3 separate regions of the Homo sapiens genome follow, and all the other regions are linked to region 3. Evidence: chromatin loops called from intact Hi-C (ENCODE). Cell type or tissue: B cell. All regions are shown on one strand.

The links. Peaks named below come from ENCODE experiments on the same cell type or tissue, not always from the same donor. Only the 100,000 strongest peaks of a DNase experiment are listed, where the experiment ranks them.
Region 1: it touches region 3 in a loop (2.4-fold over the local background); 2 of 110 quality-filtered maps call a loop at or near these places.
Region 2: a loop joins it to region 3, with 11 times the contacts of the local background. A loop is called at or near these places in 5 of 110 quality-filtered maps.

The regions. Positions count from the first base shown.
Region 1 is chr7:47,932,601-47,940,600 of GRCh38, reverse strand. It overlaps PKD1L1 (polycystin 1 like 1, transient receptor potential channel interacting), which reads left to right. Exons shown (of 57, transcript NM_138295.5): 3 at 284-408; 4 at 3,643-3,755. Among named protein-coding and RNA genes, the nearest start is that of PKD1L1, 12 kb to the left of the region's middle. RefSeq lists enhancers at 2,256-2,425, 2,876-2,955. In B cell, no CTCF peak of the experiment used is centred here; DNase peaks (open chromatin) are centred at 2,240 and 3,110; H3K4me3 peaks cover 505 bases.
Region 2 is chr7:47,666,056-47,674,055 of GRCh38, reverse strand. No RefSeq gene overlaps it. Among named protein-coding and RNA genes, the nearest start is that of LINC02902, 15 kb to the right of the region's middle. RefSeq lists an enhancer at 984-1,862. In B cell, no CTCF peak of the experiment used is centred here; DNase peaks (open chromatin) are centred at 1,615, 3,075, 3,845 and 4,375; H3K4me3 peaks cover 975 bases; H3K27ac peaks cover 4,146 bases.
Region 3 is chr7:47,477,930-47,485,929 of GRCh38, reverse strand. It overlaps TNS3 (tensin 3), which reads left to right. Exons shown (of 31, transcript NM_022748.12): 4 at 4,789-4,827. Among named protein-coding and RNA genes, the nearest start is that of SNORD151, 17 kb to the right of the region's middle. RefSeq lists enhancers at 3,392-3,939, 4,650-4,739, 4,512-5,193, 5,194-5,877. In B cell, no CTCF peak of the experiment used is centred here; DNase peaks (open chromatin) are centred at 1,909, 3,620, 4,569 and 5,619; H3K4me3 peaks cover 1,155 bases; H3K27ac peaks cover 1,451 bases.

The sequences.
Region 1 (8,000 bases), 450 kb before region 3:
TGTTTCTGGAACAGGCATTCATTATCAGCGTGGCTGGTGGTTGTGCGTTTCCTCATATTGCTTAGTGTGGGCTACACCTAAGACATTGTTTAAGCAAGGAAATAGAAAGAAAACACACACAGCAGGACACGGCAGCCCAAGGACACGCATCTTCATGATCAGCCCGTTGTTAGGCCCAGGTGGCTTTGACCTTATGTATAACTTAGGGCTTCTCCAGCTTTATGTTCTCACCTTCCCAGCACATTGCAGTCTTCAGAATGTTTGCTTTTTTTTTTTTCTCTAGAGGTCTATGCTAATCATGTGCTTCTTATGAGTGATGGGAAGTGTGGCTGTCCTTGGTGTGCTCTGAATGGAAAGGCAGAAGACCGGGAATCACAGAGCCCATCCTCATCAGCTTCCAGGCAGAAGGTATTCCTGGATCTGGGGAAATTAGGCTTTTCTTCCTGAATACAGTACATGTACAGTACAGCTAAAAAGCACCTCCATGTTTCATCAGGAATTCATCAGGGATTGTTTTCCTATCATGTGTGTTTGTGCCAATGAAGCAAGTGTGACTTATAAAGCCTTAATTCAGCTCCAGAGCATAGTTCCACATATAAGAAGTGCAGGCAGGGCTAGCCCAGCCCAGAGGAGTAGGGGATAGCCCTCAGATGGGGAGTGAGGGGTAGCCCTCAGGTGGGGAGTGGGGGCTGCCCTGCAGGTGGGGAGTAGGGGCTGCCTCCCAGGTGGGAAGTAGGAGGGTAGCCCTCAGGTGGGGAGTGGGGGCTGCCCCTCAAGCGGGGAGTGGGGGCTATCCCCGGGGTGGGGAGTGGGTGCTGTCCCCCAGGTGGGGAGTGGGAGCTGCCCCGAGATGGCTCCAGCACAGACAAGGCTTCCAGCAGCCAAAGCACTGAAACCCTGCTTAACTTGCGCAGTGTGGGGAGCTCGTTGAAGACCCCTATTAATTAAGACTGGGCTACCTGGATGTTTGTGAATTCCCTTGCATCTGTTTATCAGAGTAGCTAACAGGGCTTGGGTCTGAAGGCCTGGGCAATGCCCTGGAGATGGAGGAGAAGCGTGAGAGGAGTGACTCTCACATCTGTGGGTGGGGTCCGAGAGAAGAGTGAAAACTTCTGAGTGAGACATGCTTTTCACCCAGAATAAGCATTGGTTCCAAAGGGACATGCACAGACAGCCCAGAGTTGTGCGTTTCTAGTTCAAATTTAAAGAAGCCAGTTCTCTTTGAAGCTCCCAGAACCTCTGCTGTCCTTGGCAAAGACTCTCCTGCAGTTCATTTTTCAGTATTCCTCATGCAGAGCAGCGTTATTAAACCACCCCCTCCGTAGCACATCCATCTGAGTTTATATTGAAATGAATTTGATCTCAACCCACAGTGTTTGTGTTTGGGAGCTTTTCTCTGCTCTGCCATCACTTTTGTCAGCGAAAGTTCAAGGAGGCATTTTTAGGTTCCCAAGGAAGGATATTTAGTAAGATGAGCGTCTGATGGTTCTGAGAACAGGAGGTTGGGGAGAGGTGTTTTAGAGGGGAGGTGATATTACCTGCGTTTCTCACATTACACAATGTAAATAGCCACATACAGTGACTTCCTTAGGCTTTTAGTGCCCTCACCTCCAAACACAAGGGGGCAAACAGACCTCATGCTTCTTGAACACTTGGTGCAGATCTGCTATGCAGAATCACCTAGGGAGCTTAAAAGTCAAAGAAACCAAACAAAACCATGCACAAGCCCTGCCTCTGAAGATTCTAACAGACATGCTGTGGCGTGGCTCAGGGTGATGGTGCTTCAACCCCACCCCACCCAGGTGACTCCAAGGTTCAGCCACCTGGGACCTCAGCTTTGGGCATAGATCGATGCCTTTAGGATTTGACCATCATGTCCCAAAGGGCTTGGTCCTGGTGAAATGTGCAATCAGGGGGCTCTCTGGTTTTGGTTGACTGGGAGACCCATTTCCAAGCTGCATTCTGGCCGCTCTGCTCTCTACAGCCCCAGTGGGCTCAGGCGAAGGTCACACAGGGCCATACACCAGCTCCTGGACGTGCTGGGCAGTTTGCTGATTGGGCATAGTTATAGGATAGTGTCTTGCAAAGCCCTGTGTCTCCCATGCTGCTCACTAGCACCATGCCTTTTAGGGGTTGTAGGTACATGCAGCTGTCTCAGCCCCTGGGTTTCACATCCTCAGGAAACTGCCAGGATCTACCCAGGTCCTGCTCTGGGAGGCCACAGAGGGGTTCCCTGTTCTCGTCACAGAAGAGGGGCAGGTGCCAGGCGTATGCACTCAGGCACGAGCTGGCATCTTTCAGCTCCCACTCTGGCCTTCTTGACACCTTCCTGTGTTGTTCTCCTGAAAGATGAAGCACCTGATGTCCTGTAGTTACAAATCTGTAAAAGGCCCACAGCACAGGGAGCGCACATCCCAGGGAGGGGCTGGGCCGTTGGTTAACCTATACTAACTTCTTAACTGGCTGGAACTACTTCTGGTAACAGCTCTCTCAAGAGCCAGAGTGAGGCCCTGGGCCCTCAGTCTGAGGGATGGTGGCTGCTTTTTGTAATCATGTCCACAGTGGGGCGTTGTCTCTGGACAGGCGTCCTGTGTAGGAAACAAGGTGGCCAGCTTCCCGTAGGCCAAAAGTGTCCCCCCTCCTCCTGTGCCGTGGGCACCTCCCTGCTTTCCTGGTGCCACCAGGATTGAGATTTTGTCACAAGGAGAGCTGCACAGGTCAATGCAAGGTCAACAGAGGCCTCATGACCAAGATGGGCTCCCAGCACCCCTCACCTGCCCTCCAATGCCCCCACCCCACCTAAGCTCTCAGTGTGCACAGGCCGAGCAAGCCCAGTGGCATTGTCTCTGAGTTCTCTCTTGGGCTCCATCTCACTTCCAGTCCAGCAGCCAGCCCGGCCACCCCATAGCCTCAGAGGTGTTCACCCTCTGCCTTCACTCCACAATCAAGACCTGCCATCCTCATAGCCCTCTGAGTGGATCCCCTGCTGCCACTCCTGCCTGCCAGGCTCTCTTCAGTACCGCAACCACACTGTTGCTTCTGTGCATTGGAGCGTGCCACTCTTGTGCTCAGAACCCTCCATCTCATTCAGAATGAAACTCCACTTCCTGAGTCTGACCCCACTTGGCCTCCCGTAACTCTGAGGTCACCTCCTGTGCTCTCTTGGTTCCCACTTGTGGCTGCAGCCCCACGAGACTTCTGCTGCTCCTGCAGTGAAGCAGGTGTGCCTCCACCTTCGGCATAGCTCTGCATTCCTCCTCTTCCAGCTCTGCTTAGATGTCGTCACACACAGCGGCCTTCTCTGACCCTGTGTATAAAAAAGCACCGCGCCCCCCCCCCCCACCCCCACCCCGTCCCGACCCCGCACGAATCCCTCCTGCAGCTCTATTCTTCCGCAGCACGACCCCCAGCAGATGCTGTTATGGCTACATGTTTGCTTTCTGGCTTCCTCTGGCAGAACAGGAGCCCTGGGAGGATGAAGCTGTCTGCTTTCCTCGCTGTTGCTTCTCTGGTGCCCAGCACAGTGCTGGGCGCACAGCAGGGGTCCACTGCTATTTTGTTAATGAAGTAATATTACTTTCCCAAATGTACTGGGTTTTCATAAGCAGCTCTCTCACATTATTTTATTATTTTTTCTTACAGAACATTTGGAAAACAACTAGTGAAGCAGCGTTAAGTGTTGTTAATGAAAAAACACAGGCTGTTGTTAATGAAAAAACACAGGCGCCTCTGGATTGTGATAACAGTGCTGATAGGTATGTCAATGTACCATGGCGAAATATTGCTTTTCTGAACATGCAAATGACATGGAACTTACAAAGAATTGCTCAGATGTGAAAGTCGATGCTTGTTCCTACATGGCCCGAGGGTGGGTTAGCAAATGCAGCTCTTAAATTGATGGAAAAAAGAATGGTGTTCTGAAGTTAATTTGCAGGAGTAGAACAGGTAGTATGACAAACCCCCGAATGCTGGGAGCCGTAGAAGGTGATGTCATACAAGAATCATCATCATCTCTATTTTGAAATCTGGGAAGGAATATGGTGAGCCTTCTGGGTACAAGCACTCAACATGATGGTAATTGGTTATTTCATGGTGCATAACATACAGACTTTAAAACAGCATTCGATGAACCTTGAAGACATTATGCTTTGTGAGATAAGCCAGTCACAAAAAGACACATCCTTTATAATTCTACTTATGCGAGGTCCCTAGAGTAGTCACATTCATAGACACTGAAAGGAGAGTGGGGTGGTTGCCAGGGGCTGTGGGGAGGAGGAACGGAGGGTTGTGTAATGGGCACAGAGCTTCAGTTTTGTAGGATGGGTAAGTCCTAAAAATGTACTGCACAACCATATACATGTGCATACACTTAACACCACTGAACTGTGCCTTCAAATGGTTCAGATGGTAAATGTTATGTTATTGTTTTACCACAATTTAAAAAAACACAATAGCACCAGGCAATACAAAATTTAAAGTAGACATAATTTTAAAAAATAGTTGGCCTTCTCTAATGTCACCCTGTACCTGAAATTGATGGTTTTACTCCTTCTAATGGAAATTAAACATTTAAGCATATAAAGAACAAATGTAACTTTTCTTTCTTAAAGGAAAAACATGGGTAAATGTAGATGTTTGTTTTCCTCGTTATTATTCAGTTCCACTGTTTTCACCGATGCGACTTTTCCTTTCATGTTATTGTTCAAAGGCAGTGACTGGTAGTGGCCCATCAATGTTGCCAAGAACAGCTAAACTGATCACAGTTCTTTCTGATATACCTCCAATCCACCTGATCTTTACTCTTGATTTGCTGCTATAATATTGCTCCTTTTATTTATTTGTAAAATCCTCAAACCTGACAGGACAGGGGGCAGGGCAGAGCATGTGGCTGGCACCATGCCCTGGGAGACCACGGGCCAAGTCCAACCTGTGCCAATGGACGCACATGATTCAGCCCCTAGGTGGAAATTTAGGAAAAGAAGAATCCGTGACAGCCACCTGTGAGGGCAGGCCACGCTGCACACCTGACTGTGTTCCCCCCCATTGCAGTCTCCGAGTCTTTGCTGACAGCAGTATTGGGGAGAATTGGACCCTTCAGATGGTTTGTGACCCAGACACTTGGATGCGTGGGCCCAGGTCTGTTGTTTTTCGGACTCCATTTTGCTAACAATATGCCTACCTTTTATGGCCGGATTTGTCTGTCTGTCCCCCGGAAATCTGATCGCTGAGGCCCTGTGTAGCATCCATTTCAGGGCAGAGCATCTCTGTGTGAAATTCTTACTTCTTTTGGATTCTACTGGGTAGATTGGCACATCCCCTGGAGCCCCAGTTAAGAAAACTCATTCTTTGCTGCTTGAGCAGAACAATTTTCTCCAATGCTAGGGTCAACCAATGAAGAATTTCGCAGCTTATTTTTGAGAAATTATTTCAAGACTTAGCTAAGGTGTAAGTAACTGTTCAATTAGCAAGAAATCTTCAAGTGGAATCAGCACTCCCTGGGTGCCGCCACGGGAATGTCATTCTTGTCTCTCTGCTGAGGCCTGGCAATGCAGGCAGGGCCTGTGAATACACACGAGAAACAAGAGCAGAGTGGGGTCTCCCTCTGCGGGAGCTCATTGACTCCACCTCCCACCTCCTGCTTAGCTGCCACAGTCTGTCTTGGGCCCTCACTGGTTACAAATCCGAAGTGCTTGGGTGAGCAAACCTCTGGCCTGTGTGCTTGGTTAGAAGGAAAGGGTCTTCCTTCCTAGCAACAGAAGACCTTCTTAGCTGTGAGCAGAGTTAAGCCTGGTGGGGGTACTCTTGTGTCTGTCTCCTGAGGCCTGAGCGCAATCCCCCCACCCCCAAGCCAGTCCCTGTTCTGAGGCCCTTTACTTTTGTGATTGAATCACAATCAATAAAAGCCTGACATTGTGGAAAGACACAAACATGCACGGACTTTAATCTGGACAGACACGGGTGCCCTTTTCTTTTTCCCCAGGACTCAGCTAAGACATGCAGGTTTGTTGTTGTTGTTTTCCTAAAGAAAATCACTACATTAAGAACTAAAGGGATATAAAAGGAAAAATAGGAAGCAAGTGACTAGGATGATGAATGGACTAAAAATATGTCACATTAGGAACAGCTGAAGTGACTTCAGATGTCCCTCTGGGAGGACAGAAGATCCGGGTTGACATGCCGTTGGAAGTACCTGGAAGTGGGCTTCATCTGACAGAGTGGACAGCATGTGAACCCCTGCACCACAAGCCCCAGAGCCGAAGTGTCATGAGTAGTGCAAGGTTAGAGATAACTAGGTCCACGCATGTTTGTGTTTTTCCACAGTGTCAGGCTTTTATTGATTGTGATTCAATCACAAAAGCCATGAGCTACATGGAGCTCCTAAGGAGGCAATTTTCCGTAGTATTTCCCATTACTTTGCAGCCAGAGCTGCGGGCACACAGGCTGATGCCACTCCATAAGTCAGTCAGTATTGCAAACCATACATAATAGTATACCTAACCTATAAATGGTGTAAGGTAAACATTCCACAGCAAACAAAGTAACATTTAACATCAAGAAGAAAAAGAGATAGGAGAAAGGGTTAATGAACCAGTCCAGGGGAAGCCAAGAAGACAAAAGGAGTCCCAGTCTGGACCGAAGGATTCATCAGTCTTACAAGAAAATCTTGAAGGTAGCAGAGCTTCTGGCGGCAGATGTCAAGCTCTCATCACGAGTGACTGCAATAAAGTGGCAGTTAAGACGGCCATTTGGAGCTGTTCAGGCCTAATCTTGTATGGTCACAGGGCCCTCTGGTGAGAACCAATAGTGGAAGAGTGTGCGCGTGTCCTTATCTGGTTGGATGCAGCCTTTATTTATTTATTTATTTATTCAACAAAATATCTTCTCCTTGTTGGCAGAGTGCTCTATGAAAAGAAATGGAGGCTTTTTCTAAGATGGAGTTAGTTATGTCATGGGTACACCATACACGAAGGCTGATCATGGTGAAGAGAGGGTTGGGGACAAACAGGGCGGCCCAGGCAGTGGCATGGTGGTCACTGTGAACATCCCAGGGCCAGGACGTTGCGTTGGATTTGAGGTTAAGTGCAGTCCACATTGTTGACCTAAAGAAAGAAACCGAGGCAAAGTTAATAAACAGGGAGTTTATTTGGGCCAAGGTTGAGCACCGCAGAATGGGGAAGTGCACACTGCACACTGGGAAGTGCTTTGGAAAACAAATGAGAGGCTCAAGTTTTAAAGAAAAAATGACGACTCAGGAAGGGGGCAATTACAGAAGTTGTTCCTCAGGAATTCTCGTTGGTTTACAGAAATAACATTGGTCAGTGATTGGCTATACATTGTTGAACTATAAGGTGAATGGCATTTTTTGGCTACTTGGCGTCAGTCAGTTTAGAACCCACATAGCAAGTGGCTTCAAGAGGTCATTGTTTAGCTCAAGTGGAGTGAGACACGACTGCTGTCATATTTTAATGCATCTCTGGGCCTGATCATTTAAAGGGACTCGCATTCCTCAGATAAAATGTTTCTTTTTCTTTCTCATCATCTAATAGTTTACTCTGCACCGGGGCAGGTCTATTCTCTGAGCTCCATGCTAACAGACACGGACAGTGAGCCTCAGCTGAGGCACTAGAATGATGACTCTTGTATAGGTGGGGACTGAGCTCCAGAGCCTCTGACCCTGGGCCTGTGTCCTCCAACGTGCCTCCACCACCTCTTCTGCAGAGCAGAGCAAGCCCAGAGCCAGTTGGCTGCAGGCATTGGAAATACTTGTCTTGGATTTTTCTCATGCATGATTATAATGCTGGCCTGGCCTTGCCACAGCCTGAGACAGAGACACTCACCTCATTGGAGCCATGTGGGAGGAGGGAGGCTGAGAGTAAGGCTGGTCTTGCCAGAGGTGGGGCCTGGAGCCGCCGCCGAGAAAGGAACCTGCTGTGCCTCACCCACTCCTGCAGGGCTCGCTGGGGCTCATCAGCAGGGTGAGGTGGTGATAACAGCTGAAA
Region 2 (8,000 bases), 190 kb before region 3:
GTCGCCCAGGCTGGAGTGCAGTGGCGCAGTCTCGGCTTACTGCAACCTCCACCTCCCAGGTTCAAGCGATTCTCCTGCCTCAGCCTCCCAAGTAGCTGGGATTACAGGTGTGTGCCACCATGTCAGGCTAATTTTTTGTATTTTTAGTAGAGACGTGGTTTCACCATGTTAGCCAGGATGGTCTCGATCTCCTGACCTTGTGATCCACCTGCCTTGGCCTCCCAAAGTACTGGGATTACAGGTGTAAGCCACTGCACCTGGCCCGGGTTGCTCCATTTTTCATCCTTCCACACTCTCCGGGCCCCTCCTCAGACCAGGCCCTAAGACTGCAGGAGCCAGCGTGTGCAGGCCCCCATAAAATCAGAGGCTACTTCTGCAGCAATCCACTGAAAACGGAGTGAACAGACTGCATAAACCAGTGTTCATTCACAGGCTCTTAAGGCACTAAATGTAAATTAGATAAATGGTGCAATGCCTAATTTCATTCCTACCGTGCTTTTTCTTAGGTTAATTTGGTGGGGTAGAAACGCACCTGTATCTACAGCCTTTGTCCATCACCCACCTGTTCCTGTTGGAGGGGAGTGATGGATGGCCGATGAGATGAGGTTCCTTTTATTCCATATGGCCACACATTATCCCCTTCAAGCCTACCCTTTGCAATGACCATTCAATCTGTCTTTCTAGCTGGGGACTCAGGCCACCAGGTCCCTTTGGTTTCTCCTGGGCCTTTGTAAGATGCCCCTTTGATGTGTTCTTTCTCGTTTGTTTAAACACCACCATGGGATTCTTGCAGGCTGCAATCCAGAGACCAACTGGGTGGCCTTGCTTTTTTATGCAGAAGTGTTGAGAAAGACCTGTCAAACCCTGGGGATAATTAGCCTTTATTGCTTCTCATTAAGACACAGATTGTCACTCAGCACAGATGTGACCCATGGGGCTGAGGCGGCTGCTTCTATGGCCTCCTGCCTTTCTCAGTTACCTGATTGGGAGAAAACTTTGATTTCCATCTTCACATTCCTTAGGTGAAACGTCACCATTGTTTCCCCACATGATGAGTGTATATTTTCTTCAAGGAACATAGTCAGAACCTAAATGTTATATGATGTGGTCTGGCTGTGTGAGAACAAACAACTAATCAATTGGGAGGAAAAAGTAAAATAGCAATTATAGGTTAATGAAACTTCTACTCTCAGACTGATCGATACTGACTTTTCTTTTTAATTTTTGTATCTGGAGATAATTGTAGATCCCCAGGAACTTGCAAAGATAGCAGAGAGAACGCCCATACACGCCTCACCCAGTTCCCCCAATCTTTCATAACTATAGCACAATGTCAAAGCCAGAAAATGGGCGCTGCTTCAGTGTGTGGGTGTAGTTCTATGTCATCTTATCACACGTGAAGATTTGTGTTACCATTGCAATCCAGGCACAGAAGTGTCCCACTGCCACATAGCTCTCCCTCCTGCTACCTCTTTAGAGGTATAACCCTCTCCTCCCTCACAGCCCTAACCCCTAGCAACCACCACTCATTTGTTTTCCAAATATCACTGTGAGAGGCAAGGAAAAGGAACTCTCAGTGTGGCCAAAAGGCATGAAGAGGCATCTCACCAAAGAGGACATACAGGTGCCAAATAAGCAAATGAAAAGGCATCAGTGGGGCCTTTAAGGAAGTGGAAGATCAGATCACATGAGATATTGCTGCTCACCTATCTTCATGGCTAACATGAAAAACAGGACCCACACCACACGCGGGTGAGGCTGCGGAGACACTGGCTCCCTCAAACATTGCTAGAACGTGGTGCAGCCCCTCTGGGATTTTCTTTTTACCAACATGAATCTTTTTAGCTTTCATTCAATTACACAAAGCTCCCCAAATAGTAGGTCATTCAGCCTTGCCTATAACCAGAGCTTTTGTAGACTTGAGAACACTAACAAAAAAAATTCCCATACCATCCAGGCCAGTCTTGCTCTAACAGTGTGGTTTGATGAATCTGGGTCAGGCCTGGGCACTGAGCTCACCACCGACACTGCGGGGGACTCTAAAGCACAGCCAGGCCGGGCGCGGTGGCTCACGCCTGTAATCCCAGCACTTTGGGAGGCCGAGATGGGTGGATCACTTGAGGTCAGGAGTTCAAAACCAGCCTGGCCAACAAGGTGAAACCCCGACTCTACTAAAAATAGAAAAAAAATTAGCCAGGCATGGTGATGGGGGCCTGTAATCCCAGCTACTTGGGAGGCTGAGGCAGGAGAATTGCTTGAACCTGGGAAGCGGAGGTTGCAGTGAGCAGAGACGGCACCACTGCACTCCAGCTTGGGAGACTCCGTCTCAAAAAAATAAATAAATAAATAAATAAATAAATAAATAAAAATAAAGCGCAGCCAGAACTGGGATCCATAGATCTCAGCAGCTGAGCTTGATGCACACCCCGAGGGACCAAGTGCTGTCCCTTCGTTCTCTCCCCGACCCCCAGGCTGTGTGCTCCCTGGACTCTGTGCCCAGCCCCGGGGGGTTAGGCGGGTTCCCAAATGCCATGGCTCAACCTTCCACGTATGCCTATGTGTTCTGATGCTTAGAAGGCCCTGGCCTCCAATCTGGCAGACTCCGGCCTATCTACCCCTTCGGAGCCCCCCCAGAGCCCTCCCCTCACTCCACCGCCGTGCATGCCGTTTTGAATTCTAGTTGCCTATGGAAACCTCTCTTCTGCACTAGACCCTAAAGGGCAGGGTCCACATCTGACTCCTCCCGTGCCCCCAACCTCTGGTACACAGAAGATGCTCAATAATGTCTGTAAGCTAAGCCCTTAGTAAGCCTGGTGAGGAGAGTGTTCATGTAAGCCCCATTTTGTAGAAGAGAGGACACGTAGATGGGTGAAGCCTGGGTTCCTGAGGAAGACGTTGGATTTTCCTCATTCCTAGGCAATGCATGCCTGTTGTGGAAAACTCAAAAAATATACTCAAGGAAGTTAAAAAATGTAAGCCCTACACAATCCCACCATCACCGCCAATGGGCTGCTGTTGTAACTTTCCAGATGCTGTGCTGTGACAGCCTTGAATTTGCATATTGCTAAAAGGAAGTGTCAAGTTTAGGCTAAGAAACAAATGAATGTCAAAAGTGGAAGCACAGAGCTTGAAGTTCAAGGTCAGCAGAGTCTCGCTGCAGGTGTCATCTGTGGGGAGCGAAGGCGTCTGGACCCAGCTGTGAATCCTGCTCAGTGCCCGCCTGGGCTGTACCTGCTTTGCAAACTGGCGCTCTCATATGCATGTTAACAAGCACACTGGGGCCCTCCCTGTTTTTACATATTTGTTTTTTTGTTTGTTTTGTTTTTTGGTTTTTTTTTTTTTTTTTTTTGAGGTAGAGTCTCACTCTGTCACCCAAGGTGGAGTGCAGTAGCGCGATCTCAGCTCACTGCAACCTCCACCTCCTGGGTTTAAGCATTTTCCCCTGCCTTGTGCCTCCCGAGTAGCTGGGATTACAGGCATGAACCACCACACCTGGCTAATTTTTTTGTATTTTTAGTAGGGACGGGGTTTCACCATGTTGGCCAGGCTGGTCTCAAACTCCTGACCTCAGGCAATCCACCTGCCTCGGCCTCCCAAAGTGCTGGGATTACAGGTGTGAGCCACCACACCCAGTCTTGTTTTTACATATTAAAAATACCCAATCTGGGCCTGGCCTGGTGTAAAAAAAAAAAAAAAAAAAAAAAAAGGATCTTTCCTGAGAACTTGTATTACTTCAGTATCACCCAGTCTCTGCCCACAGCCTCAGGGGAGAAGCTTTGAGCACAGGTTTTACAGAGCGTGAGAGACCCTTGGGCCTGGGAGAGCCTTGGGAAAGGAACATAAACTTGAAGGGAAAAAAGCAAGGCTCAGAAGTCAACACAAAGTGTGATAGCATTTCTAGAAAGTCCCACATAAGCCTGACTAAGCAATTTATTGTTTGGGGATACACGCATGTTACAACTTTTTTTTTTTTTTGAGAAAAGATCTCACTTTGTTGCCCAGGCTGGAGTACAGTGGCGAGATCATGGCTCACTGTAATCGCAACCTCCCGGACTTGAGCCGTCCTCCCACCTCAGCTTCCCCAGTAGCTGAGACCACAGGCATGCACCACCGTGGCCGGCTAATTGTTTTATTTTTATCTTTTAGTAGAGACAGGGTCTCTCTATGTTGCCCAGGCTGGTCTCAAACTCCTGGGCTCAAGCAGTCCTCCCTCGTTGGCCTTTCAAAGTGCTGAGATGACAGGTGTGAGCCACCGAGCCCGGCCAACAAGTTTTTTTAAGTGAAGGAAAACGAAAAACAAATTTCAGATTGGGGAACAGCTAGAGGCAGCCACAGGAACAACTTGCAGTGGGTGTTGGGCAGCAGGCTGAGTCACTCCCTGGCTCCACTGGGCTGTGTCATGTGCACACGCTTCATGTATGCCTTAAGTGACGTTCAAAAGAACACAATGCCACATGAAGCCTAACTCAGCAAGCCCTTTCTGTAAGAGGAGAAATAACTACCCCTGCTCTTGCCCACTTTCTTTCAACAGGGGCCAGCATCACCTGCTCCCCTCCCCCATCTCTATGTTCCATCTCTGGCAGCCTCTGCACAAAGGTGTCCTCCAGGAGGCCAGGTGGGCACCAAGGTTCTTGAAAAGAAAGGAAAGGGAAGCGCAGTGTTCCACAGCTGGTTCCCAAGAAAACAGCAAAACAACTGCGCACTCATTCTGAAGGACGGCAGACAAGACGGTTCCTCAACACATGAACTGGTTTTTCTTGATGAGTGATGGGTTTTTGACCCATTCCTGCTGCCCCTTCTGGGAAAACTGGGCAGCCCCAGGCTGTGTCAATGTCACCAGCTGAATTGTGTTACCCAAAATTCCAAGACTGAAGTCCTAACCAGAATCTCAGGATGTGACCTTCTTTGGAGATAGGGCCTTTACCAGGAAATTAAGGTAAAATGAGGCATTACGGTGGGCCTTAATCCAATGACTGGTGTCCTTATAACAAGAGGAGATTGGGACACAGGCTTACACACACATCCTTAGGGAAGAGGGAGGAGACAGCTATCTACCATCCGAGGAGAGATGCCTCAGGAGAAACCAAACCTGCCAACACCTTAGTCTCTGCCTTGCTGCCTCCAGGACTGCGAGGAAATTCATTTCTGAGGGTTCAGCCACCCAGCCTGCAGCACCTGCTATGACATCCTCGGAAAATGAAGACTGTGTGCCCTTTTTTCTACCTCCTGTGGTTCGAGGGCAGACCCAAGCCCGGGATAAAGCACGCTAGGTTTGGAATTCACTCCCACACTCCTTAAGATAGTTCCTACATAACCTTTGCTGAATTCCTCTAGCTTTCCATGCCTCTGTTTTCTCACTGGTAAAGTTGGGATCCTACGGCCTTCATCATGAAAGCTGTTAAGAAGATTGAGTTCATGTGAAGTTTAGAACAATGCCTGATACAGAGAAGCACTCAATAATGATGTTGGCTCCTACTACTATTTTTATTAGGAGACTTTTATTCATTAAGCAAGTATTTATTGAGCATCTGCTATGCCCTAGGGACAAACAGACCTAGATGACACTCATCTGGTTTAGTTGAATGGACCTAGCTGCAGGTACTACTTGGCCTGGAGGGGATCCGTCGGTATCCTCTTGGCTCCAGGAGCATCTCCTATTGCTGCACCCCAAGGGCCTGAATTGTTGCTGGTGTACATTAGGCACTCAACAACTGCACAGTGAAACAAAGCCAGAAGGCTGACCCCCATTGGCTCAGTCCAGCCCTTTCCTTGCTACTGCTCAGATAGAGCTTGGAGCCTCCCTCTTGCGCAGCTGGGCAAGGCCAGGGCAGCTCTCACTTTTCGGCAAACCCTGCCCCTTCCTCGGTCCCCAGGTTCAGTGGTCCCTGGAGCCCACTCCCTGATGTCCTCTTCCTCACACAAAGATCCTGAAAGGCAACCTTAATTCCCACAGCCTACTCCTGGCCTTTGCTACATTCATTCATCCATTTGACTCACTCTTTTTTTTTTTTTTTTTTTTTTTTTTGAGCTGGAGTCTCGCACTGTCGCCCAGGCTGGAGTGCAGTGGTGCAATCTCAGCTCACTGCAACCTCTGCCTCCCGGGTTCAAGTGATTCTCCTGCCTCAGCCTCCCGAGTAGCTGGGATTATAGGCGCCTGCCACCACACCCAGCTAACATTTTGTATTTTTGGTAGGGATGGGGTTTCACCATGCTGGCCAGGCTGGTCTCGAACTCCTGACCTCGTGATTCGCCCACCTCGGCCTCCCAAAGTGCTGAGATTACAGGCATGAGCCACTGCGCCTGGCCAACTCACCTTTTCTTTATGGAGAAAATGGGCTCTGTGTTTCGGCTGAGGGTCGGCTACATGCCTGCATGAACCAAGAGAGCGAGGCTACACGCACAGCAGCTCTGCAGACTCCAGGGCTGAATGCTCCTGAGGGCAGCACAAAGCCCTGTGGGAGCAGCAAAGGGGAGGGTCTGCCTCACACTCAGGTATTAGGAAGATCTGTGCCCCTTCTCCCTAAGGTAAAGTTTGACTTGGGCCTTAAAGAGGGTATCTGAGTTTGACAATGGAGAAGGACTCAAGACCAGGGGTCCTACAGGGCCTGTGTACCTCCAACAGGGAAGGCTGATCCCAGCTTTAACTCGGTTACCTCATCCTGCCACCATAATGCTGCAACCTCCTTGAGTGAGACTTCTTTTTTTTTTTGGACAGAGTCTCACTCTGTCACCCAGGCTGGAGTAGCTGGGACTAGAGGTATGCACCACTATGCCCAGCTAATTTTTTTGTATTTTTCGTAGAGACAGGGTTTCGCCATGTTGAACAGGCTGGTCTCGAACTTCTGACCTCAAGTGACCCACCCTCCTTGGCCTCCCAAAGTGCTGGGATTACAGGCATGAGCCACCATACCCGGCCGAGTGAGACTTCTTGCGTGGTACATGTTAGGGCCCCTGCAGGACAGAGCCAGCAGGTCGGCTTTATAGGACCAGTACATGCTGCTGAGGTCCTACTCACTAGGAAGTGTCACGGCCCTCAGCCTTAGGCCCCAGTACTCATCAAAAAGGGACTCATGGGTGAGAATGACCAACATGGCTTGTGTCCTTGTAGGCCAGTCAGGGAAAGCCTGTGCTGTAAGGCTGAGATCAATGTCCCACCTTCAGCCAAGGGCCAAGGCCCCCGGGTCTCCACATAGGGAAACCAGAAGAACTGGTCCCTTGGGCTCCTTGGAGTTACCAATCCAGAGGACTGCAGCAGGACTAGGTCCGCCTTTGCAGTTAACCATGTTTGATTACAGCACTTTAGAGTCCATAACTGCACTGTCTGAATAATCATCACAGCCGCTGCCATGAACTGAACTCTTACTATTCCAGGAATGGCTCATATTTTTCACAGACTTTTAACAGTATGATTCTTGAAGGTTTAGGTCATTCTGAAAGTTGATATGCCAATGACAAAAAAAAAATAGCAAGAAAAGAAAAACAACATTTTTTTTTATCATGAACCTACCTTCATTGTATCTGAATATACGTACCGTGCAAGAAGGCTCACTCGGCCTGGCGCGGTGGCTTATGCCTGCAATCCCAGCACTTTGGGAGGCTAAGGCAGGTGGATGTCATGTAGGAGCTGGTTGAAAACTGAATTCCCTTAAAGTACATGTGATGTTTGAGACATTCTGCTGGAATGTAGAATTGACATTCGGGCTGAGGCAGCATTTCCATAGTTCCTCCTGGCCCCGGTCAGTTATGCACAGATGGTACAAAGGGTTCATTCAGCAGGAGAACCTGAGGCCTAGCAGCCTGTCCAAACCCTGCAGCAGGTAAGGGGGGTTCTGTTCTCGTTTTCTTCTGCTGCCAATCCAGCACTTTATATTCTAAAGAAGAATGCAAATTTCCAAGAAAAGCCAGAGAATCAATTAACTAAAGTATCGTATTTTCCTTTGTAAGTGATTTTGAATCCTGTCTGGAACAAAGTGGGCACACATATATACATGCATGCATAA
Region 3 (8,000 bases):
CCACACACTCACATTCCCAAGGACACAGTCATGACTTGGTGGCAAGCACTTGTCCCTCTGCCCCTCTGTCCTGTGGACCTGCTGGCTTGGGGACAAGGTTATTGATGCCAGTGTACCCAGGCACCCACGTAGCCAGGTGTGGGGCAGGCACAGCAGTGTTTGTTTGTGGTTTCCTTGGGAACAGTAGATTAGGATCCCAGGATAGCTGAAAGAAGGCAATAAAGAGGCTCCCAAACAGGCTTCTCAGAGGGGCCCTCGCCTCCACCATGGGAGGGACGGATCCCGGGGATGCCACAGCCCATGGCTTTTGGCCCACAGCCCATGACCCACTGCCTTCTCTCCAGCCTTCTGTAGCTGCTAACGGGAGCTGCTCTGCCCCCTTCCTTGTCTCACTGTTGTCACCTCTTGTCACCCTAATCCCTGAGGGAGCTGCTCATTATGAGAGAGGGTGCAGCTCCTATCAGGAGAGGAGCCTGGAGCTGGGGCACCAGCTGGAGTCATCTCTGGGAGAGTTCCCGTGGCTGGCGCTGGCCCTCTCTGAGACGCAGCTTCTCATACACAGAGTGGGGGCTCGCTGGCCTTATTGTGAGGGCTACAGAGAAAGACCTACAGACAGGGCACTGTTTCGTGTTTATCCAGCTGATTCGAGTCCACACATTGGATGAGCCGTGGGCCTCCCCAGGAGTGTGCCTTGACACAGGGAACGCTGCCTGGTTCTTGTCTCATCCTTTCACGCCCCTGCAGCTCACTCAGCATCATGTTACAGAGCAGGCAAAGCACAAGGCCAGCGGGTGCCCATCTAGACTCCTGGCCATGCCACCGCACACATCCCAGCCATGCTGGCTGTGCACTGATGGGGCCAGGCGCAGCTCAGAGGCTTCTGGTTGGCGTCTGCAGGACGGTCTCAGGGGATGCAGTGCACCGGGACCCTCCCAGCCCTGCAGCGTTGGGTGGCTGCTCTCTCTGAATAAGTCAGACTGGCATGTTAAGAACATAAGTGCTAAAGAAGTGTTAGCTTCTTTGTGCCGAGGAAGGCCAAGCCCACCTGGAGTTGGCCCCGACCCACGGTGCTTCCCTCTGTCCAGTGAAAACAGTGAAAGAACCCCACAGTGCTGGGGAATGTGTGATCAGAGCTGGAGTTTGAGGTGAGGAGAGCAAGCAGGTGTGCCTTACTCCCTTACCTGGCTCCATCCACAGGAGATACCCTCCTGATGCATGGGAGGCAGGGCAGCCTGTAGATCAGTGGAGAGCTGTGTGCGCTCCAGCAGGGATGCAGCTCTGTGCACGGAAGCACTGTGCTTCTGCCTCTGCTAAGGCTGAAGAACAGCAAGTGACACTTGACTGTCCAGCAAATGCAGCTGATAGCACCGTCGCACAGTCCCCATAGGTTCCTTGGTGCTGAGCAGGCCGGTATGAGCATCCCCAGCCCGGCCGCCTCATCCTGTGGTTCTGTCTGTGGTCAGCTTACCTGCCTTAGTATAAGGGAGGAAAAGTGTGACGGAAATACAGTCTCTTTTCAGGGACTTCCTGTCCTGGAATCTGGTTTTAGCCACATTGAAAGAACAAGTGCCCTCTGTGTTCACTTGGTCATGGTTTTTGCTAAATGAGATGTTTGTACTTATAGAAATGATGAGTTTTCTCTTTATCAACAGGTGACTCTTTGCTTCTAGAATGTCCCTTTTTCTCTGGTTGGTGCTCCATGTGCATTTTTATTTGCAAATCCACTCCCACAAAAGGTCTTTCCTGAGACATTTTTGTCTGCATTTTGTAACAGCACATGTGCAAACAGACAGTAGGGCCTGTGACTGGTTCTCTTGGAAGAGAGGAGCAAGTTCAGTAGGATGCGAATGTGGAGGCTCAGGGCAAGGCTGCCTGCCATTTGCTCTGCAGAACCTGGGGGCTGCTCGCCCCCTACTGTTCCCCAGCTCACTTTCTTAAAAACGATTCATTTTATGCAGTTTCTATTACGTGAGCCGTAAGCTCTGTGGGGTTAGGGACCAGTCTGCTTCATTTCCAAGTGAAGTCCTGGCAGGAGAAGGCTGTCAGTGAAAATGTGCAGCACAAGTGATGGATGGAGTTCGACAAGATTGGGCGTGCCAACTTATCGCGCGAGCCGGTTAGCCATATAAGCCGTGGATGGTCTGGGGTGAGATGGGACTCGGGCAGTCCCGGCTTACAGAGCTCACCTCTCCTTTTCTGTAGGACACCCTGGGGCCAGGCCAGGTGGTGGGCCGTTATTGCACCCCATCTGGCCACAGAGGGATGTGGGAACACACAGACCTGGCTTCTGGACCAAATCCTTAAGTGGCTGCCGTCTTTAAAACTCAAGTTTCTGACATTGCACAAGGCTTTTCTTTTCATTGTCTCAACAAACGTGTGCTTCCAGAGAGTGAATTTAAAAAATGTATTATAGACTGTATTTTTAAGAGAGTTTTAGATTTATACAAAAATCAGACACTCAGGCCAGGTATGGTGGCTCACGCCTGTAATCCCAGTACTTTGGGAGGCCGAGGTGGGTGGATCATGAGGTCAGGAGATCGAGACTATCCTGGCTCACACAGTGAAACCCCATCTCTACTAAAAATACAAAAAATTAGCCAGGCGTGGTGGCGGGCGCCTGTAGTCCCAGCTACTCGAGAGGCTGAGGCAGGAGAATGGCGTGAACCCGGGAGGCGGAGCTTGCAGTGAGCCAAGATCGTGCCACTGCACTCTAGCCTGGGTGACAGAGTGAGACTCCGTCTCAAAAAAAAAAAAAAAATTGGACACACTCTTCTTCCTCTTCATATATAAACATTTTCCATTCCTGTGGTACATTTGTTACACTTGATTAGCCAATATTGATACAGTCTTAGTAACCAGAGCCCTCGGTTTACATTAGGATTCTCTCCTGGTGTTGTACATTCTGTGGGTTTAGACAAATGCAGAATGACGTGCGTCCATCCTTATAGTGTCAAGCAGAATAGCTTCATGGCCCTAAAGAGTCTCTGTGCTCTGCCTGTTCCTCTCTCCCTCCTAATCCCTGGCTTTCACTGACCTTTTCACTGTCCCATAGTTTTGCCTTTTCCAGAATGTCACAGAGTTGAAATCATACAGTATGTGGCCTTTTCAGAGTGGCTTCTTTCACTTAGTAATATGCATTTAAGTTTCCTCTTTGTGTTTTCCTGCCTTCATAGCTCATTTTTTTTTTCATCATGCTTGACATGCCATTGCAGGAATGCTGATAGTGAGTTTGAAAGGCAGGGGCCCTGATTCTTCGCACATTTCTTGCCTGCATGTCACATGTGGAGTGAGGCAACAAGATGCATGTGTGCACTGAGTAGATACCATGCTTGAGGGGAGATAAGTCACACCGCTCTGTTAACCATGGGGTCTCCTTGTCCGGCTGTTTCCGCCATCCTGTAAGGTTTTGTCTGTGACTCCTTCTGTTTCCAAAGCTGTTTTTGTTTTGTTTTGCTTTACATTTATTTGTTTACTTATTCTCTCATCCATTCATCAAACTTTAAAGGGGCCCTGAGAGAGGACCCCTGCCCCAGACATCCGTCTGAGTCAGAGCCATGGTGGAGTAATGATGTGTCCCAGACACAGGAACGGCCATGTGTCACATACTCCCTGAGGACTGGACTGCGTAAGATAAGCAAGAGGCTATAAATAGTTATCCTGGTAAAAGCCAAGATTACGCCGCCGCCCACTCCAAACCACAAGTACAATTAGTCAGATCTCTGAGATTCTCTACGATTCTCCTTCGGTTGCACATTTTCAGAAAACTCTTTGAGAAGGCAGGTGCCAGGGATCTGGAGGGGGCAGTGCCAGGAGAAAGCTAAGGAGTGAGGTCACTCACCAGGAACTGAATCCTGTTTGCTGGCGCCTGGCTCCTGAGCGGCCCCCCAGAGCAGCGCAATGCCTGCCTGGCTCCCTTAGCCCCTGCCCTGTGCCACTCTTCTGAGCTCCTCACGCGCCATCTCTTAATTCTCACCATGACCCTGCCCGGAAGGCACTATTGTTACCTGCAGTTTTCAGATGTGGAAACTGAGGCCCAGAGAGATTAAAGGCCAAGGTCCTGTGGCTAGTAAGTGGTGGAGATCCTGCCCAAGGTGGGGTCTTTGCCCTGCAGGACTGGTGGCTCCCTGTGCCTGTTACTAACTGCCTCTCCTGACTGTGTTTGAGCCACCTTGCCTCCGTTACTTTCTTTATCTTTCCCAGGGAGCTCTCGGTCTTCAGAGACTATGGTGGAGTCAAAGTCTCCTCTCCCCGTCTCTTGTGCGGAATGGAATAACCAGGTTGACATTGCCACATTCAGACTCTTCAGTTCTACTTGTAGAAATAGTTCTAGAAAAGATGGCCCCTTGTGTAGAGAATGCATGCCCCTGGGTGAGGATGGGAGGAGTGGGGTCTTGAAGACCACCAGGCAGAGCCTTCCACCTCCTTCTCTGGGCCCCGCTCCCAAGCTCCCCAAGCACGGACCGACTCAGAGGTTTCCATCCTTGAGGTCTACCAGTTCTTTGTGAAAGTGGGGGCTAAATTTTGTATCTATGAGTGATTTGCATTTTTCTGGAAGGGGAGGCCCCATGGTTTCCATGACATTAGCAAAAATGACAGGGACTTTCCAAAAGTGAACAAAACCCTGGACTCTCTTAACTCTAAATCTTGTCAGTCTTGATCTGCTACAGCTTTGTAGCCAGAGTGAGGTTAGAGACAGTTTCATTCAGTCTTTGGGAGCCTGGCTTGATTATTATGCTAATTTTTTCCTGGAGAATCCATTTGCTTATCTGTTTCTTCTCTCTTTGAAAGGTGGTGATTCCCTGCGGTGTGCAAGTCCGACTGGAACAGGTAAGCCCTTTGCATTTCTTTGGCTCCCTTGTTCCATCCAAGAAAGGACTAAGTCCTTTCTTGAAGCTGCTCCCTCTTTGGGGATCTTTTGGCTTCCTCTAGGATCCATGCCCTCCCTTTGACCTGTAGCTTGCATTCACAAGGCTCTATCTGAGGTCCTTTGACCATGCTGCACTGGCCATTTGCATGGTTTTTTAGAGAAGAGGATCCGCTGCGCCTTTGCGGGAGCTGCCTTTCTATCAGTAATAGTTACCTTCGGGGCGAATCTCCCTGGGCCGAGTTTCCTTGGCTATAAAGTGAAGACAGCACAAGTCTGTTGTCTTAGTGATAAAAACCTGGACAGTGAGGGTGCCTGGGTCGCCAGGTGGCTGTGGACAGTGTAGTGCAGTGGTTTGTAGACTGACATCCAGCTCTGACAAATACTGGGTGTGTGTGTGTGTGTTCAAATCAGATTGAAGGTAAACACAATAGCACTTTCTCTTTGGCTTGTGATTAGGCAAATTTAAATTGCTGTCTGCTTTTCAAATGCAGCTCCTTGGAAGGTCATGGTACCTCCTGGTGTTTTCTTTGCCTCCATCCTTTGGAGCTGAGTGAGTGAAGCTTTGTTTCTGAGGGCTTATTAGCAGCTTGCAGGATAATTGAAAGGCTCACTGTGCCAAGACAGTAGGATACAGGACCCTCTTCTCTCACTGCAAGTCAGAAGCGACTCCCTGGGAGGCAAATGGGAAGCTGCCTCTTGCTGCTGGGGAAGTGTGTGCAGGTCTGGGCCTCCCCGGTGGGGCAGGGAAACAGGTGCACCCTGTGGTTCCTCCTGGGCATCTGTCAGGTGTGTTGTTCCCTGTACTTCTCAAGTAGGGCAGGGCTTTCTGCTCTTGGCTCCCCCTAGCTTCGCCATACACAGAATCTGGGGTGTTCTGCCGGAGATTTGGCAGCCTTTCTGGATTGTGAGCCTGGTGGCCTCCAGACATGGAACTGGCTAACTGGCTCTGTCTTGTGGTGCAGTAGGACATCCTTCCCCAGGCTCGGCCAGCGGCGCCCGTGTGGCAGCTTCCCTGCTTTGATGAAGTCAAGATCAGATCCTGGCTCCAGTGGCTGGGCCTTGCCCTTGCCCCCTGCCCATCTGAGCCTTGGTTTCCTCCTTTACCCAGTGGGCGTGGGGGTGGCTCTCTAACCTCATCACTTGAGTGGCCAGGCCCTGCCCTCGCCCCCTGCCCACCTGAGCCTCGGTTTTCTCCTTTATGCAATGGCCATAGAGGTGCTCTCTAACCTAGCTGCGGATGAGAGAAGAGGGACTACAGGGTCAGGCCTGTCACAGAAGCCTGGCCACAGGCGGGGTGCCCTTATTATGCTCCTTTTAATGCTGGCATGTGGTGTGGTCTCTTTGGTTCTGGAAGAGCAAAGTATGCATTTGAGGTCATAGGAACGTTAAAAATAAAATCTCACCCAGAAACCTAAAATATTGACAAACTATGAGAAACATGTTGCAGCATCAAGAGCTGAGGCCGTCCGGGGCGGGCGCCTGCCTGGCTGTCCCTGCTGGCCTCAGCTGTGTCCCCAGGCCTGTGGTCCAGTCTCACTCCATTCCTCCTGTGGCACTCACCGCCGACGGGGGGGTGGGGGAGTAGGGGGCGTGGGGGGACTTGGGAGCCTGTGTTTGTAGTTGGTTTTGACAGGCTGCGGTTTGTGACTGATTTCCTCAGGCTTGTCATAGGCCCCGGGAGCCAGGGGCTGAGGCCCAGGTGGCCCCAGAGCTGTGTGCCTGTCCCGAGGCCCTGGCTGAAGCCTGTTTTCCTGGTGGCAGCTGAGGCTCTCCCACCTCGCAGACAGTCCCTTGCCATCAGATTTGTTGGTGAGCCCTGGACATCAGAGGCACCAGAGGGCTAAAGCTGTGTGCTGGCTCTAAAGATGCCGGTTGCAGGGCTGTCAGACAGGCCAGAGCCCAAAGGGCCCATCCTGGCTGCTTAGATGTTGTCATTGTTCCCTCTGGAGCCCAGGGTCCCAGAGAGGAGTCTTCAGTCTCCTGGAGCACAGCCCTCCCCCTGCGTCAGGACACGGCCTCCCTGTTAACCTTTTCACAGGTGTGGTTGCTAAGAGATCTCGCTCTTCTAGCCCAGCCTGGCTCCTGCCCACTCCCCTTGCTGCTGCTCTGTGTGTGTGTGTGTGTATTATGTGTGTAATTGTTGTGCGTACAAATACATACATGTATGTTATGCATGTAGTTGTTACATGTATATGGATAGACATGCATGTTATGCATGTAATTTTATTGGTACATGAACACATACATGCATGTTATACATGTAATTGTTATACGCACACAAATGAATATGTATGTTATACATGTGTCAACACATGAATACATACATGTGCCATACATATGAGAGTTATGTATGTGAATATATATGTATATTAGGTATGCAGTCTTTATATGTGAGTGTATATATGTTATGTAATTGTTTATATGAAGGTTTGTATGCATATATTATGTATATAAATGTTACACATGTGAATATATGTATCTTGTATGTAATTATTAATGTGTGTAGGTTTTTAATGTAGTTGTTATATATCTGAGGGTATATATATGTGGATAATGTAATTGTTACCTGTGTGTGAACATATGGATGTGTGTGTTTATTATGTATGTCAGTTTATGTGTATGTGAATGTGTGTGTGTGTGTGTGTGTGTGTATTTCCCTGAGATGAACATGCATGAGTCCACTCTGTACTAAGCTCTCTGTGGCCTTTTCAACTTGCCTTGACCAGCTGGCCCCCAGGTGTGGTCCCTGGACCTACAGCCTCAGCATTGCCTGGGGACCTATAGAAATGCACATTCTCAGGCCCCAGCCCAGACGTACTGAATTGCTGGGGCCCTGCGATCGGTGCTTTAACAAACCCTCTGGCAAGGCTGATCAGCTCAAGTGTGGGAATCCTGGCTGTGGGCTGGAACTGGGGCAGAGATCAGCCCGTGGGCGTGCAGTCAGGGGTGGCCTTGGCAAATGCCTGCCTTTCTGGGCTGCTCTCCCCGTGTGGTGGTGTGGGGTCATGAGAGGGCCTTTGATGCCAAGACACCCAGTTCCCTCACATCTTTATTTTGCATGGAGCTTTCTCCCCTAAACAGGGCAGTGCTGTCTTCCTCCTGGCATGGAGGAGTAAATGGAAGGATGGACGTG